Regions from separate parts of the Homo sapiens genome. Here region 2 is linked to region 1. A link is a loop called in an ENCODE intact Hi-C map of the cell type or tissue named here. Cell type or tissue: endothelial cell of umbilical vein. All regions are shown on one strand.

Region 1 (8,000 bases):
ATTTTTCCAGCACCCTGCTATAATTTTCCATGGTCTTCCACAGACTGCAGTTAAAGATTCTTCATTACTGGAGCATCTCCTTCCATTTGTACTCTGGCCTTTCACATTGTTTCTTCTCTTCTCCAAATCCAGTCAACCCAAACTGCTCATAGGTCCCCAAAACCCCATATTATCATTTATCCATGTGCCCAGCTCTTCCCTTTGCCTGGAATGTGCCATCTCCTTATCTACCTAAAAAAAGTAAAAGAAAAAATCTGAATCTCTGAGTTAAGGAGTTTTTGGTGAAAACCTTTTGTTCACTTTGCAAAGGAAGATTGTTTTTCACTCATGTCTAGATCTTGTTCATGGTATCACTGTGACTCTTATCACAGTGCTGCACAGTTTATTTCATTGATAGGATATTCAGCTACACTTTGAGCCATTAGAACATCCAGGTTGGTTTTATTCCTCTTATTCCCAGATGCTAGCACAGTGCCTGGCACGTTGGAGGCACTTCGTCAATGTCCATTAAATGGTTGATGGATTATTTAGTTGATTTATGTTTTTCTCTCTTTTTTTGTTCTTTAGCTAAGTGAAGAAAGAAATCACTCATAGGGTAGAATACAACCATGTTGGCATGTCCACAGCTATGTGAAATAAAGATTTGGGTCATTGTTAGCATCATGAGGAGAAGCAGGGACATTTATAAAGGAACATCTGAGCAGTGATCTTTTATTTTCTGTCTGACATTGCTAGATAGAAAAATTTCACTTGACCTTCAAGTATTATTTATTCGCCTCAAAGACAGCTGGGCTCCGTGTGTGTAGGCAGGCATGTAGAATTTTGGAGAAGGGAATATGATTAGATTATTGTTACTTGGATGATTTGCTTATTATGTTTCTCTGTAGTCACAGTTAAGAGTTTCATACGTGAGAGATGGACTTGCTTGAGTCAAAGAAACCATTTGCTTTCTGATCTCTTTAAACAGTAAAGGAATCACCTGTTCTTGTTTAGTCTCTGTGATCATTTATTATTTTTTATTATTTCAGCAACTAAAGCTATTCCTTAGTGCTTAAAAAATATTGACAAAATATAAAATTCTTCCTTGATTATGCCTTTTCTCTCTGCCTTTTCAAATTTGACTGGCTTTTGGTTGAGATATTCTTCTCAGATGAATAAGTTGAAATGGGAAGGTGTTTGTGTGAGTGCAGCACTGTTGGTCTAAACAAAAATGATATATCAAAAGATCTATGAGAGTAAGTCTTTTATTGAAAATGTGAATTTTTACAAAATGGTAAAACTTACATTTTAATGGGGCTAGGTTCATGTTTTTGTTTTTGTTTTTTAACTGAATAGTTGGTACATCTGGAATTAGCTTCAGTTCCCTTGGCTGACTTAAGTTATAGTAACATTGGACAATTGCATAGTCTCTCTGAGGTTTGGTATTTCCAGTTTTAAACATGGTTAACAATGCTAGTCCTTTCTCTTATTCATAGAAATTAATCAAGGAATAAGATGTTGATCTAAAACATTTTATAAGATTTATTAATTATTAGGCCCGGTGCAGTGGCTCATGCCTGTAATCCCAGCATTTTGGGCAGCCAAGGCGGGCGGATCACAAGGTCAAGAGTTCGAGACCAGCCTGGCCAATATGATGAAACCCTGTCTCTACCAAAAATACAAAAATTAGCCGGGAATGGTGGCGGGTGCCTGTAGTCCCAGCTACTCAGGAGGCTGAAGCAGGAGAATTGCTTGAACCTGGGAGGCGAAGGTTGCAGTGAGCCGAGATCACGCCATTGCACTCTAGTCTGGGTGACAGAGCGAGACTCCATCTCAAAAACAAAACAAAACAAAACAAAGATTTATGAATTATTTAATATATAAATACAAAAAAATACCTTAGCTGCTAGAACCTATGTTCCAATAATATGACAGTGAGATACCATTTGATGATAGGTAGGCTTCTGTTTTTAGTTTAGTTTATGTAAAAATATATTTAATTCCATATTTCATGAATATCCCCATAAATAGGCTTGAATAAATATAATTTTATAATTTGAATAGGTAATCTTGCTGTTAATAATTTAATTCTATTGAAACCAGTTATCCATCCCAAATTTACAGCATCCCATATTCATCATAAATTTTCTTTATTTTGATGCAAAGTCGCTTTCCTGTGGGAACAGCTCATGGAATTTGCATATTTAAGTTCCACTGTTTCTAGAGGTCATTGCCTGTTTTGTTTATAAGCTTGTTCCTTCTTAATGTTTCCACTTCAGTTAAACTTGAGATCACAGAAAGAAGGAAAAAAAATTGAGTAGTGGGTATCCCTTCCTATTGGATCTTCAGTTTAGCAGAAAAGCCCTGAAATTTTATGAAAAGTGTTTTGATATGAAAATTTTATCCTATTGACTAATCTCCAAATGTCTGGACTTCACATGGTTGCTTAACCAACACCCAACCCATCTTTACATGTATAACTTTCTTGGCTATTCCAATGTTACTATTTCTTTCTTTTACTGCTCCTATTCATTTATTTCTACAAACCAGTTCTGTAGAATATGTAACTTAATTGTCACAATCAAATCACTCTGTGGCAATAAGAGAAAGCCAACTGTACAGCAAGAGAAATATGTTATAAAACATCAACTATTTATTTATTTATTTATTTATCTGAGACTAGGTCTCACTCTGTTTCCCAGGCTGGAGAGCAGTGGTGTGATCTCAACTCACTGCAACCTCTGCCTCCCGGGCTCAAGCGATTCTCACACCTCAGCCTCCTGAGTTACTGGTACTAAAGGCACACACCACCATGCTCAGATAATTTTTTTTTTTTTTTTTTTTTTTGGTAGTGATGGGGTCTTCCTATGTTGCCCAGGCTGGTGTCAAACTCCTAGGCTCAACCTATCTGCCTGCCTCGGCCTCCCACAGTACTGGGATTATAGACCCAATCCTGGCCATAAAGACAACTATTCTAAGGAGAGTTTGCTCTGTGAGTGATTTTGAAAATGCCCTAGAGATTTTTTGCTTTAATTTTTTTCTTAGGGCTTTGAACCTATATGAGTCCAGAGTTAATTTTGTTACACAATAGATTTTTTTTTTTTAAGAATGGTTCCTGCATGCATATCCCCACCAAGTTTTCTTCTGAGAGTTGAAATGTTGTCTGGTCGAAAGATATGAGAAGCTACTAAGTTATTGCTTAGTCATTTCCTCATGAAGATAATTTTTGCTTTTATTGGCATTGGCTGACCCTTCATGAGGAAGATAAACATAAGATTTTCGCAATCAGTTATACTCAGAACAGAAATACTAGAGAAGGTGCAGGAAGAGGACAATGATGACTATAAAAGCAGAAGAAAGTAGGACTTACAAAGAAAGATCAAAGCAAGTGGAGTCCCTTTATCTGATCAGGAGGCATGTAAGGGCATGAAGACATTTCAAAGAAAAGTCACTAAACAGACTTCTTGGAAAGTTAAAATGATGAAGGTAGAAAATGGTTCCAGTCTCTAGAATTTTAAACTCTGAAGAAAAACAGAAGTTTGATAGATAACTTTTCATTTGCTCAAAAAGTGATGCTAAGTTAGAGAGGAATGGTAGATCAGCTGCTCTGTTTTCACAAAAGATCAAATAACAAGAATTTCCTTTTGTCCTGCAGTGTGATGGATTTAGGCCAACCCTTGGGTCACTTTAGGACACTTAGGTTTTTAAGCATTGAATTAAGTATGTCTCTAGAGTTTATTATCATTTGGAGTAAAACACTCTGAAGTTTGAGGGCAAAGTAATATTATCTTTAGCCTGAATTGATAAAATATGTCCTCAATGACAAAAGGTGGGAAAAAATTTTATGACAGGTCTTCCTGCTTGATGGTTTTAGGTAGTTGGTGAAAGCAGAATGAAGATCCCAAATTAAACCCAAGATTTGTGCAGGGTTGGGTTTCACATGAATCTGAAAATAACTAGAAGTTTGGTTGTAAAGGTGGCCCAAATTATATTTGCCTGTGGGAAATTAGAGGAGAGAGAGCAAGCAAGCAGACAAATTTGGTCCACCAGCCAATCCTTAGTTAATAGACATGAAGAGAAAACTCTATATGAGATATGATGATTGCCTCTCCTGTTCCTAGGCCCAGAATTAAGTCTAGAAAAGGGGTTTAAGTCTAGAAAAGTGAAAGGGCTAGCAGGTGGAGAAAAGCCAAAAAATAAAGGTCTTAACGTTTATTTTAATTAAAATTCCTTAAGATGTTGGGCTCTTAGTAAAACTATTTTGAGATTCATATGTCTAAATGTGACACAAAATAGGGAGAAACATGAAGCCCACATTTGTGCACAAAATAGTCGTGGCTTTAGCATCCTGAGTAACCCACCGTGTACCACTTTGACATGCTGAGCATTCCAGCAGAGGTGTTTGGTACAGGCAGGGCCACCAGCAGAGGTGGCATTGCCAAGAGGGAGGTGACCATAGTGGGTAACATAGGCAATTATTTCCCGGCTGCTTATCAGCAGCTGAGGTCTTGGCAGTCGACATTGAGAAGGGCCAGGACTTTTCGGGAAGCACACGTGAGACACTCTGGAAGATGTCTCAAGATCACTGGAAAATTGTTGTCACTTTTACCAGTATGTGGGACGGAAGTGAAACTAAATAAAGTTTAGGTTACTCTAGCTGTGCACTGGGCAATGGTGGATGAAGAAATACTGGTGCATGTAAAGAAAAACAAAATCTGGTCATGTCAACCTCATGAAATCTTAAGATAGAGGTGATCCTGACAAGTTGCAATAGAGTGAGACACAAAACAAAGCCAATATTAATGGAGGTGGGCAATGATCAGACTTGAGAAATAGCTTTTTTTAGTATAAAGATCATCCATTATTTATCTAGAGCTATATGTACATATGTCAAGACTTGTATTTGAATGTATTGTATTTCAGATGCATTATATTCTTTAACCCTCACAACAACTGGGTAAGTAATAATTACTGTATCTCTTATAATCTTTTCAGCTATAGTTACAGAAGACCTAGCTAAAACTGGTGTAACATTAAGGACCATTATTGTCTCTTATAAGAAGAAGAAGATGACAGGAGAGGGGAATATGCCAGAGCTGGTGCAGTAATTTATGAATGTCATTAAGAATTTAGGGGAGTGGGGGGAAAATAAAATAAAATAAAATAAATAGAAGAAAAACAAAAGAATCTAGGGTCTTTACAACTCTCCAATAAGTCACCGTTTTTATATTTGCTTCCTTCTCACCGTTATCTATCATAGTTACCAGGTGGCTACATCATCATGGGATTACAGTGACTGGCAAAGAAAAGGAGAGTTTCCTCTCACATCTTAGATGTCTCTAAGCGCCTTTCCCTGAGATCTCACTAGATTTCACTGGACTGAATCATGCTCAGGTTCTCAGTGCAAAGGAAGCTGGTAAAGTGAATAACAGCACTGTCAATCTGTTGAGTGGGAGCAAGGCTCTCCCAACTAAGATGGGGGATAGGAATGGCAATTAAGTAGGTGACAGCCATTTTATATGTGGGAAGAAAACAGAGGATATAAAACTTGCCCCAGGTCACAGAGCTCATAAGCAACCGAGCTGGGTCAAAAACTCACATTCTTCACAATCATGCTATAATGTACTCACTCCAGAGAGTCAGCCTGGGATCTAACCATCTCTTGGAATAGCCTGCAAATATAAGACAACCAAAGTATGATCTGGGGCTCAGGGGACGACACACTGGTGTGTCTTCCATCATGTTTCTGCCTTCTAGCTTTTCACTAGGCAGGCTTATGTAGAAGGCAGAGAGTGAAATTTTCTGAGTGCCCTAAATTCTCTTTCCAGCTTTCCATTTGACATTGGAGCATCTTTTTTATCTCTGAGTAACTGGAAAAGTCCGTCATTGCCATTCTAAAACACATTTTATGTGATAAGTCCCTATAAAACATCGAGGAAGCCTCTTTGATTTTAATACTTCTTTTGATCTCACAAAGGCTACAAGAAGGACATGTTGCTAAAGAAATAACAAGCTTCAAAAACTGTTAGAAGAATTTCTTTGTGGTTGCCATTTCAGATTCCTTAAATCCATATTGTTGCACTTGAGCTTCCTTTTGGCTTTCAAATGCTTCTTTTCAGCACTGATAATTTGCCAAGACATATCTAAGAGCTGAAAGAAAAGGAGATGGCAAGTACGGTATCAGTGATGTGATGTGTATGTCAACGGTACTCAATCACATTCCAGTATCCAGACTGCATCTAATTAGCAGGACTGCACTCACACCTCAACTTTCCCACATTACCTTCATCATCACAGGGCTGAGAATACTGAATACCATCCAAAACCCAGGCAAATAGTTTTCCAGTTTCATCTGTGGTGTCATTAACACTTAGGCCATGAAAGAAAATATTAACAGTCAAATAATCAAATATTTCTATTTGACTGTCTGGCTGCTCTTGGCATTTTAGTTGAGTCAAGAAAAAGTGCTCTGATAAAACAGAGTGAGCATGTGAGAACATGCAGTCCAAAATAAACCAATCACCCATTGATAAGTATGTGTTGCTGCACTTGCCACTTTTACCATCTCTGAGGATCCGTTTCCTCTGCTGGTAAATGAAAATGCTTATGTACACTTACAATAATTACAAAAGAGTAAAAGTGTAAATGGACACAGGTACAACTTAAGAGAATATAAGGATAGTGTTACTAATTTTACAGTAAATGAAATACGGGCATAACTTGTTTAATTGCACTTCACTTCTGTTTTGATTCATAGATATTGAGTTTTTTACAAATTGAAGGTTTGTGGCAAGCCTGTGTCTATCAGCACCATTTTTCCAACAGCATGTGTTCACCTTGTGTCTCTGTGTGACATTTGGGTAATTCCCACAATATTTCACACTTTCTAATCATTATTATATCTGCTATGGTGATACGTGATCAGTGATCTTGGATTTATTATTGCAACTGTTTTTGGGGCATCACAAAACACATTCATAGAAGATGGCAAACTGAATAAATGCTATGTACTCTGACTTCTCCACCAACCAGCCATTCCCTCACCTCTCTCCCTCTCTTCAAGCCTCCCTATTTCCTGAGACACAACAATATTGAAGCTAGACCAATTAATAACCTTACAATGGCCTCTGAGTGTTCACATGAAAGGAAGAGTCACACATCTCTCACATTAAATCAAAAGTTAGAAATGGTTAAGCTTAGTGAGGAAGGTATGTCAAAAGCCTAGGCCTCTTGCACCAAACAGTTAGCCAAGTAATGAATGCAAAGGAAAAGTTCTTGCGGGAAATTAACTGTGCTACTCCAGTGAATGCATGAATGATAACAAAGTCTTATGGCTGATCAGAAGAAAGTTTCAGAGGTCTGATTAGAAGATCAAACCAGCCACAACATTCCCTTAAGCCAAAGCCTAATCTAGAGAAAGACCCTAACTCTCTTCAATTCTATGAAGGCTAAGGAAGGTAAGGAAGTTGAAGAAGAAAAGTTTGAAGCTAGTAGAGGCTGGTTCATGAGGTTTAAGGAAGTCATCTTCATAACATAAAAGTGTCAGGTGAAGCAGCATGTGTCAGGTGAAGAAGCTGCAGAAGATCTAGCTAAGATGAATGATGAAGATGCCATCCCAGCAACAGAGTTTCAATGTAGATAAAACAGCCTTACATTGAAAAAAGATGCCATCTAGGACTTTTATAGCTAGAAAGGAGAAGTCAAAACCAAGCTTCAAAGCTTCAAATGACAGGCTGACTTTTTTGTTAGGGGCTAATGCAGCTGGTGACTTTAAGGTGAAGCCAAAGTTCATTTACCATTTTGGAAATCCTAGGGCCCTTTAAATTATGCTAAATCTACTCTGCCTGCACTCTATAAATGGAACAACAAAGCCTGGATGACAGCTTATCCCTTTATATCATGGTTTGCTGAGTACTTTAAGCCCACTGTTAAGACCTACTGCTATAAAAAAAAATGATTCCTTTCAAAATACTACTGCTCATTGACAAGGGACCTGGTTACCCAGGAGCACTGATGGAAAT
Region 2 (8,000 bases), 480 kb before region 1:
GAGACCGTAAGTATCATAAAAATACTCATAATCTCTTATAGTATATCTTAAGGAAAAATAAAACATAGCAAACTTATATGAAAATATTAATTGCAGCATTATTCACGATGGTGGAAAAAGGGAAATGGGAAGCAATCTAGCACACAGAAATACAGAAACGATAAAATAACAAGCATAGATATGTAGGAACAGAAAGGTGTGATGCATTTCCTGAGGATGTTAAAAGTAATAGCCAACACCCCTATTACAAAGGACAAGTTAACAAGAGAAAAGCATAACAGATTTATTTAATCTAAGTTTTACATGACACAGGAGGCTCCAGGTTAAATGACCAAATGATATAGGGTATAATGGTTAATATTAAGTGTCAGCTTGATTGGATTGAAGGACGCAAAGTATTGTTTCTGGGTTTGTCTGTGAGGGTGTTGCCAGAGGAGATTAACATTTGAATTAGTGGACTAGGAGAGGAAGACCCACCCTTTATGTAGGTGGGCACCATCCAACTGGCCGCCAGTGTGGCTAGAAAAAGCAGGTGGAAGAGAGTGGAATAAGCTGGCTTGCTGAGTCTTCCAGCTTTCATTTTTCTCCTGTGCTGGATGCTTCCTACCCTTGAACATCAGTCTCCAGGTTCTTTGGCCTTTGGACTTACACCAGTGGTTTGCCAGGGGCTCTCAGGCCTTCGGCCACAGACTGAAGGTTGCATTGTCATGTCGACTTCCCTACTGTTTAGGCTTTGGGACTTGGACTAAGCCACTACTGGCTTTCTTTCTCCTCAGCTTGCAGATGACCTATCATGAGACTTCACCTTGTGATGGTGTGAGTCAATTCTCATTAATAAACTCCCTTTCCCATGTACATATATCCTATTAGTTCTGTTCCTCTGGAGAATCCTGACTAATACACAGGGAAAACTATCTTATTTTATATTTAGCTTCTGTGAAGCAGGGACAGCTGAGTAGAAATGTGATTGGCCAATAAAATGTATGATCTAATAGTAATAGACTGATTGGAGGAAATTCATTTCCTTCTGTCATAGGGCAGAATTCTGGAATAGGGGTGTTATGACTCATAATCAAACAAGGTAGATGAAACACCTTCTTTATGGCCATTTCCTACATGGAAGGAAGTGGGTGGGGAGAGTTAGAGTAACAATTTTAAACTTCATAGCTGACTTTGGGGAAAAGAGATTCTGGTTTCTATGATTTGTCTTGGAAGAGAATGAGGCTGAGAGATAGGAAGGCAGAAGGTCAGAGAGAAACTTTGATTCTGAGACTGCTTCTGATACTTTAATTTGGGGGATATCATTTTCTGAGCCCCAACAGATGCATATGTAAGACATATAATCTTTTTACTTAATCACTTCTATATTGTTGCCTTATAAAATTTTGAATGTTCTATATTTAAGTTATTAATTTCATATTAACATTTTAAGAAACCACATTTAACATCAATTAGTGAAAATATATAACATAAATAGTTTAATTTCTTACAATACTTGTATATGAATGGTTTAATTTTCTAACACAATATCTGTATATTAACACAATTACCTGTCTCATAAAACAAATTAACACGATTACGTGTCTCATAAAACAAAACCACAAGGTATGGCCACATTAACAGCTTTTTCTTGGACCATTGTGCCAACAATGGAGACATTTGTTGCAGAAAGCATGACTCAGCGTAGTCCATAGGGGAGCTATAGTGAAAAAATATTCCAACAAATCGAGCTCTGTCCCAAATGTAGGGTCTGTTCCCTGACCAGAAAGAATGGAAGATAATATACTTCTTTCCTGGTTTTGGAGGAGATTTTCTTCTGATTGCATTCAGTTCCCAACATGTTCAACTGTGAAGTTTGAGGACCTGGGAAGATTTCACCTAAATATCATCACCATTATCCTTCTAGATATCCAGTGCTCCACCCTCTAACTTGAAGGGCTTCTGAGTGCTCTGGGAAACTGAAAAGCAGGTTACCCACACAGGACCTCAGTTAATAAATTATAGTCTATAACTTACTTTCAAATAGTATAGCACATGCATTTGATATATATGTGTGTGTATGATGGCTTTAATGCACATTACTAGGATGCATGGCTGCCCAATCTCAAAAATTACTCTATGGATGGTGAGTTAGTATATTAAAAGTCACACTTCAGAGACTGTAACTACAAGCATTTCACCTACCTTTATATATCAATAGTGGAGGTTTTGTCAATTATCATGATGGATATGCAAATAAGTGCTCATTGTTGAAATTACTGGTGTTCAAGGTGTATGTCTTAGTCCACGTTAGTGTTGTTATAAAGGAGTACCTGAGAATGGGTAATTTATAAAGAAAAGAGGTTTATTTGGCTCACAGTTCTGCAGGCTGTACAAGAAGGATAGTGCCAGTATTTGCTTCTTGTGAAGCCTCAGGCTACTTCTACCCATGGCAGAAGGTGAAGGCAAGCTGGCATGTGCAGAGATCACAAGGTAAGAGAGGAAGCAAGTGAGAGGGGCATTTCCATCCCTTTTTTTAAAATAAACAACCAGCTCCCTACTGGAACTAATAGAGTAATAAATCACTCATTATCATGAAGATGGCACCAAGCCATTAATGACAGGTCTGCCCCCATCATCCAAACACTTCCATTAGGCCCCACCTCTGACATTGGGGATCAAATTTTATCATAAGGTTTGGGGGACAAAAATCCAAACTATAGCAATATGTGGATGGACTAAAAATATTGTGAAGATCCCTTCCATCTTCAGGTGAATAGAATCCAGCTAGCTCAGACATCCAGATCTTTTACAATGGCATTTGAAGCTTGTTTCTGAAACAATGTCCAGGTACTAATTTACTAAATTCTGGTTGTTGAACACCAACTGTAAAGTTGCTGCCTCCTAACTTTAGAATATTGTTGCTCTTGTCTCAGGTGTGAGGTCTGGTGATGGTACCTAAAGAGAGAGACTTGGAACTTCCTTGAGGTTGTGGTAAAGGTTGTATTATCAAACCTGCCAAGACCAGCTCAATTGGGGAGGCCCTAACCCAGCAATGCTACAGGAATTAAAGACACACACACAGAAATATAGAGTGTCGAGTGGGAAATCAGGGACTCTCACAGCCTTCGGAGCTGAGAGCCCCGAACAGAGATTTACCCACATATTTATTGACAGCAAGCCAGTCATAATAAGATTTACTAAAGGTATTCCTTATGGGAAATAAAGGGATGGGCTGAATAAAAGGATGGGCTCTGGCTAGTTACCTGCAGCATGAACATGTCCTTAAGGCACAGATCACTCATGCTATTGTTTGTGGTTTAAGAACGCCTTAAGCGGTTTTCCTCCCTGGGTGGGCCACGTGTTCCTTACCTTTATTCCAGTAAACCGACAACCTTCCAGCATGGGCGTCAAGGCCATCACGAGCATATCACAGTGCTGCAGAGATTTTGTTTATGGCCAGTTTTGGGGCCAGTTTATGGCCAGATTTGGGGGCCTGTACCCAACAAAACCAAACCGGGGTCTGCTAATCCAGTGCAGCAAAGCCAAAGAGTGACACTGGGATGGAGATGAGAGAAAATGAGGTATTTATTGTAGGGTACTGAGCAAGAAGATTCAGGCAGCTCATGTTTAAGACCTGAACTCTGAGATGGTTTAAAGGTAGGAGTTTATAAAGATGGGGAGGCAGAGGTTACAGAAAAAGTCATAAATCAATACATTGAGGCTATACATTGGTTTGACTAAAAATGTGGGACATCTTGAAGCAGGGCCTCTAGGTCATAGGTAGATTCAAAGACTTTCTGAATTGTGATTGGTTAAGAAGCAAAGCTTTGTCTAAAATTTGGGATCAGCAGAAAAGAATGTTAGCTTTAGCTCATGGGTTTAACTGCCTCCCTCGGGAAGAAATTTAGAACGAAGAATGGTGATCGGAGTTCAGTCCTCAATTGCCCCTTATCTGAGTTCTATGTGCCAATGGATCCGTTTGGTGGGAGTTTGGATTTCTGTAAACCAACTCAGGAAGAGAGGTTAAAATGTTATCTTTAATTTCTATAGGGAACAAAACATCTTGTGATGCTAACTGCTTTAGCTATTGTTTTAAGCTACTTTTGTCTTCTTGCTTATCAAATCGCTCATTTACTTCCCAGGGCTAACTAGGTGTATGGAATTTCCCTTAAAGGAAGTCAAAATATTCCCTTATTATCACGCTTTGGTGGTGAGGGGTGGGCTGCAGGCCTTTAAGAGGGGTCCCTGCTCTGTCTCAGTTGTGTGACTCCTTTCTTTGCAATCTGAGATTGTTTTCAGTGAAGCCTGCTGGGGAGGTTTTTGGGAGGAGTCTTGTATCCTTAGTCTGCTTCTAAGCATTTGAAACTACTGATAACCAAATGAATCTGATAATTTTGACTGGCAAAATTGAGTTAGGTTAATTCATAACAGTCAAGGCCTGAGAAAATTATCTTGGGCCACTGGAGCCAGTACTGATTAACATTAAGTAGGCAGTAGGCTGCTATGGATGGGCGCTTCTTACCAGTTGCTAGTATGAAAGACTATTGATGTCATTCTTTGGCACAAGCGACATGATTCTCACTTGAATGGATCCAGAAGTTTTAGAGTTTCTGACTTAGTATCCGTGGTGTTCCCATGGGCTGACAGTATAAAGTGCCACTCCAGTGGGGGCTGGCTGTTCCCTGGATGATGACTTACCTTCATTCTGCATGGTTCCTTCAAGTCTGCAGCACATTGTCCCTCAGCCCCATGAACATCTTATCTCATCTTAGTTCCTTGGTCTCCCTTCAACTGGAAAATTTTAACTAGACTTGGTGATGGGGAAACAAGAAGCTTTGTTCTTATGTTTCCTGTCTTCTTTCTTGCTTTGAATCTCTTCACAGATTGCCTCTTGATGTTCAGAAGCACAAGCATTTGAAATTTTAAAAAGCCTTCCCTGGTATTCAGCTTTAACGGAAAATCATCCTGCCCCATGATTTAGCGTGAATGATATAGGAGACCAGAATATGACACCCCAAAATATGCCTCTTTAGCAGAATTATTTTGAGAAACAGCAGACACAGGAGAAGCTCTGAAAATAAAGGAGAAGTAAACCCTTTTCTATGGGAAATTTGCATTTATAAAGTAAATCTCAATTTTTTAAGTGTGTCTCCCTCTCTGTATAAGAAAGAGAAAGATGGGTAAATCACTAGAGGCTCTTAGCAGTGGGGAAGGTATTGACTTACATCTGCATTACAAAACTTACTCTTCTTTACTGTACTTTTCCTAGTTACCTCGTCCTCCCTGACACCATTCTCTGTTTTGTCTTTAGCTGAAGATAGTATTTATGCTTGAATTCTAAACTATCTCTTTGAGAGTTCCTCATTTGTCCCTGGGTGTCTCCCATGTATACATTTATTGCAGGGTACCAAGCAAGAAGATTCAGCCAGCTCGTGTTTAAAACCTGAAGTCCCAGATGGTTTAAATGCAGGGGTCTATAAACATGGTGGGAGGGGGGGAGGCAGAGGTTACAGAAAAAGTCACTGTATACATGTTAATAAACTTCTATTTGTTTTTCTTTTGTTAATCTGTCTTTTTATATTGAGGCCCCAGCTGAGAATTTACAAGGGTAGAGGAAAAATTATCTTTTCTGTCCCTGTAATGGGCACATGAAGAAATACCATGAAAAAGAAACTTTCTAATTCATATATATATATATATATATATATCCCAAGCCTTATCTCAAATCCCTAGAATAAGATAGGTTTGGAAAGCTAGAATTTTGGAGAACTTTCCAAAAGATAATATGGTACATATTATGTGTGCAGGGAAGCTTACACTTCTCTTCTGAAGGTTTGATAATTGAGTCGGCTGAAATAAACTGATAATAGACAGATTAACAGGAGAAAAGGCATACAAATGTATTAAGATGAAAGTGCACAGAGTCACAAAAAGTATGAAAACTCAAAGACAATTCAGATGATTGAAGCTTAAATCCCCTCTTATAAACCAAAAATAAAATCCTAAGCCCCCTCAGCTAACTAAACATGTAATCGCCTGGTGGGTTCTTCCTGCCCATTACATGGACAAAATTAATTCACTGAGATTGTGGTATTGCAGTAAAGAAATAGTTTAACTGACATGAGGCAGACCACACAGGAGAACTGCAGTTGTCACTCATACCAGCCTCACTAAAGGCTCAGAGGTTAGTTTTTCAAAGATAGTTTGGTGGACAGGGGACTAATGAATGGGTGCTGCTGATTAGCTGGGGATGCAATCACAGGGGCATGGAAAATAGTCCTTGTGTGCTGGAGGGGCACTCTGGGTGAAGGGCCACAGGACCAGTTGAGTCCTGAGTCTGGGTGGGGTCAGTGGTTGCCAGGACACAAAAGTCTAAAAAACATCTCAAAAGGCCAATTTAGTTTCTACAATAGTGATGTTATCTAAAGGAGCAATAAGTCACAAATCTTGTGACCTCCAGCCACGTGACTCCTGAGCAGTAGTGGACTACAGAAAGTAGATCTTAGCAGAATTCAGTCCCCTTTCATGGTTAGCTTGGCCTATAGCCAAGAATGGGTAAAAACAGCCAGCATGTGAGGCTAGAAGCAAGTTGGAATCAGCCATGCTAGATTTGTCTCACTGTCATAATGTTTGCAAATGCAGCTTTAAACAGACCCTCTCTAGTTCAGGGAGAACCCAGAGAAACCTGAAAAACTGAATTCCCAGCTATGATGGGAATGGAGGTCTGATATGCCTCATCATACTCCCACCCTTTGCAGTTTAGGCGCAACTGACCAGCATTAACATTAAAATAGAGATCATAAGACTGAGTAAACAGACTATGGCAATAAGACACCAATTCCAACCTGACTGGTATAGCATGTCATGGCACATGACAGATAGCAGACCCTGAAGGAAATAAACAGATTTTACTTTATTTTTCTTTAACATGTTTTGAAATGGCTCTGCAAAGCCATCTTTTGTGGGGGAAATTTGCATCTGTAGAGAATCTCCATTAATGGAGTCAGGCCTTCTCTTTCTAGGCTTTTCTTGGATCTAGGAGAGATTAACTGAGAGTCTGATACCTTTAAAGTCTGAAAAGAGACATTTATCTTCTATTCTCTCTGAAGACTGTGATCTATGAAGCTTCATCTACATACCAAAAACCTTGGCCCTCACAACCCCCCTTATCTTTACTCAAGCATTTTTGTTTCTACTGACTTCAAGTCTTTAGACAAAACTTAACTCTTTCAACCAACTGCCAATCAGAAAATCTTTGAATTTACCTATGATCTGTAAGCATCCCCTCCACCCTGCCTTCAAGATATCCCACCCCTTTAGGCTGAACCAATGTATACCTTCTATATATAGATTTATGATTTTACCTATAATTCCTGTCTCCCTAGAATATATAAAACCAAACTGCAACCTGACAAGCTCAGTCACAACTGTTGAAGGAGCTCTTGAGATGGTTCTCAGGCCATGGTCACTCATATTGGGTTCTCAGGCCATGGTCACTCATATTGGCTCAGAATAAGCCTCAACACTTTTCATGGGGGAAAGGGAAGTGGAAGATAATAGACAATTTTTGAGGAAGAATACATGATTTTTAGGGGAGGTGAATGGGCTTGAAGAACAGACAATAGCCTGGGAAAAAGTTTGTATGAGCTCCAAGTGTGGAGTCAGCTTCAATCTTCTTTCCTATGAGTTAGTCTCATCTGTTTGATGAAATTATGGGGATGAAGGGTGGGGTGGGGCAAGACAATTTAATGCCTTCTGAAGGAAATTCTCTTAGTCAAATAAGGAACTCAGCATTTGCTGCTCCTCAGGTCCTCTCAGTTGGAAGTTCAAAGCAGTATATTTCAGGGTATCATTTTCTGAGTCCCAACATGTGATACCCTGCAGCACGAAGTAGGTAACACTCCCATAATCAGTCATACTAATATTTCTGGTATATAACATAAAAATATGCACCGTAAGTGTGGTAAATAAAGACTTAAAAGTAGCCTCACATTAGTTCAGGTCAGGTTTAGAAGCCT

The links. A loop is a pair of places that touch in the nucleus more often than their neighbours do. Peaks named below come from ENCODE experiments on the same cell type or tissue, not always from the same donor. Only the 100,000 strongest peaks of a DNase experiment are listed, where the experiment ranks them.
Region 2: it touches region 1 in a loop (2.5-fold over the local background); 3 of 110 quality-filtered maps call a loop at or near these places.

What each region holds. Positions count from the first base shown.
Region 1 is chr3:30,223,364-30,231,363 of GRCh38, reverse strand. No RefSeq gene overlaps it. Among named protein-coding and RNA genes, the nearest start is that of LINC01985, 290 kb to the left of the region's middle. In endothelial cell of umbilical vein, no CTCF peak of the experiment used is centred here; a DNase peak (open chromatin) is centred at 3,223; H3K27ac peaks cover 1,278 bases.
Region 2 is chr3:30,701,680-30,709,679 of GRCh38, reverse strand. No RefSeq gene overlaps it. Among named protein-coding and RNA genes, the nearest start is that of TGFBR2, 99 kb to the right of the region's middle. In endothelial cell of umbilical vein, no CTCF peak of the experiment used is centred here; a DNase peak (open chromatin) is centred at 4,179; H3K27ac peaks cover 720 bases.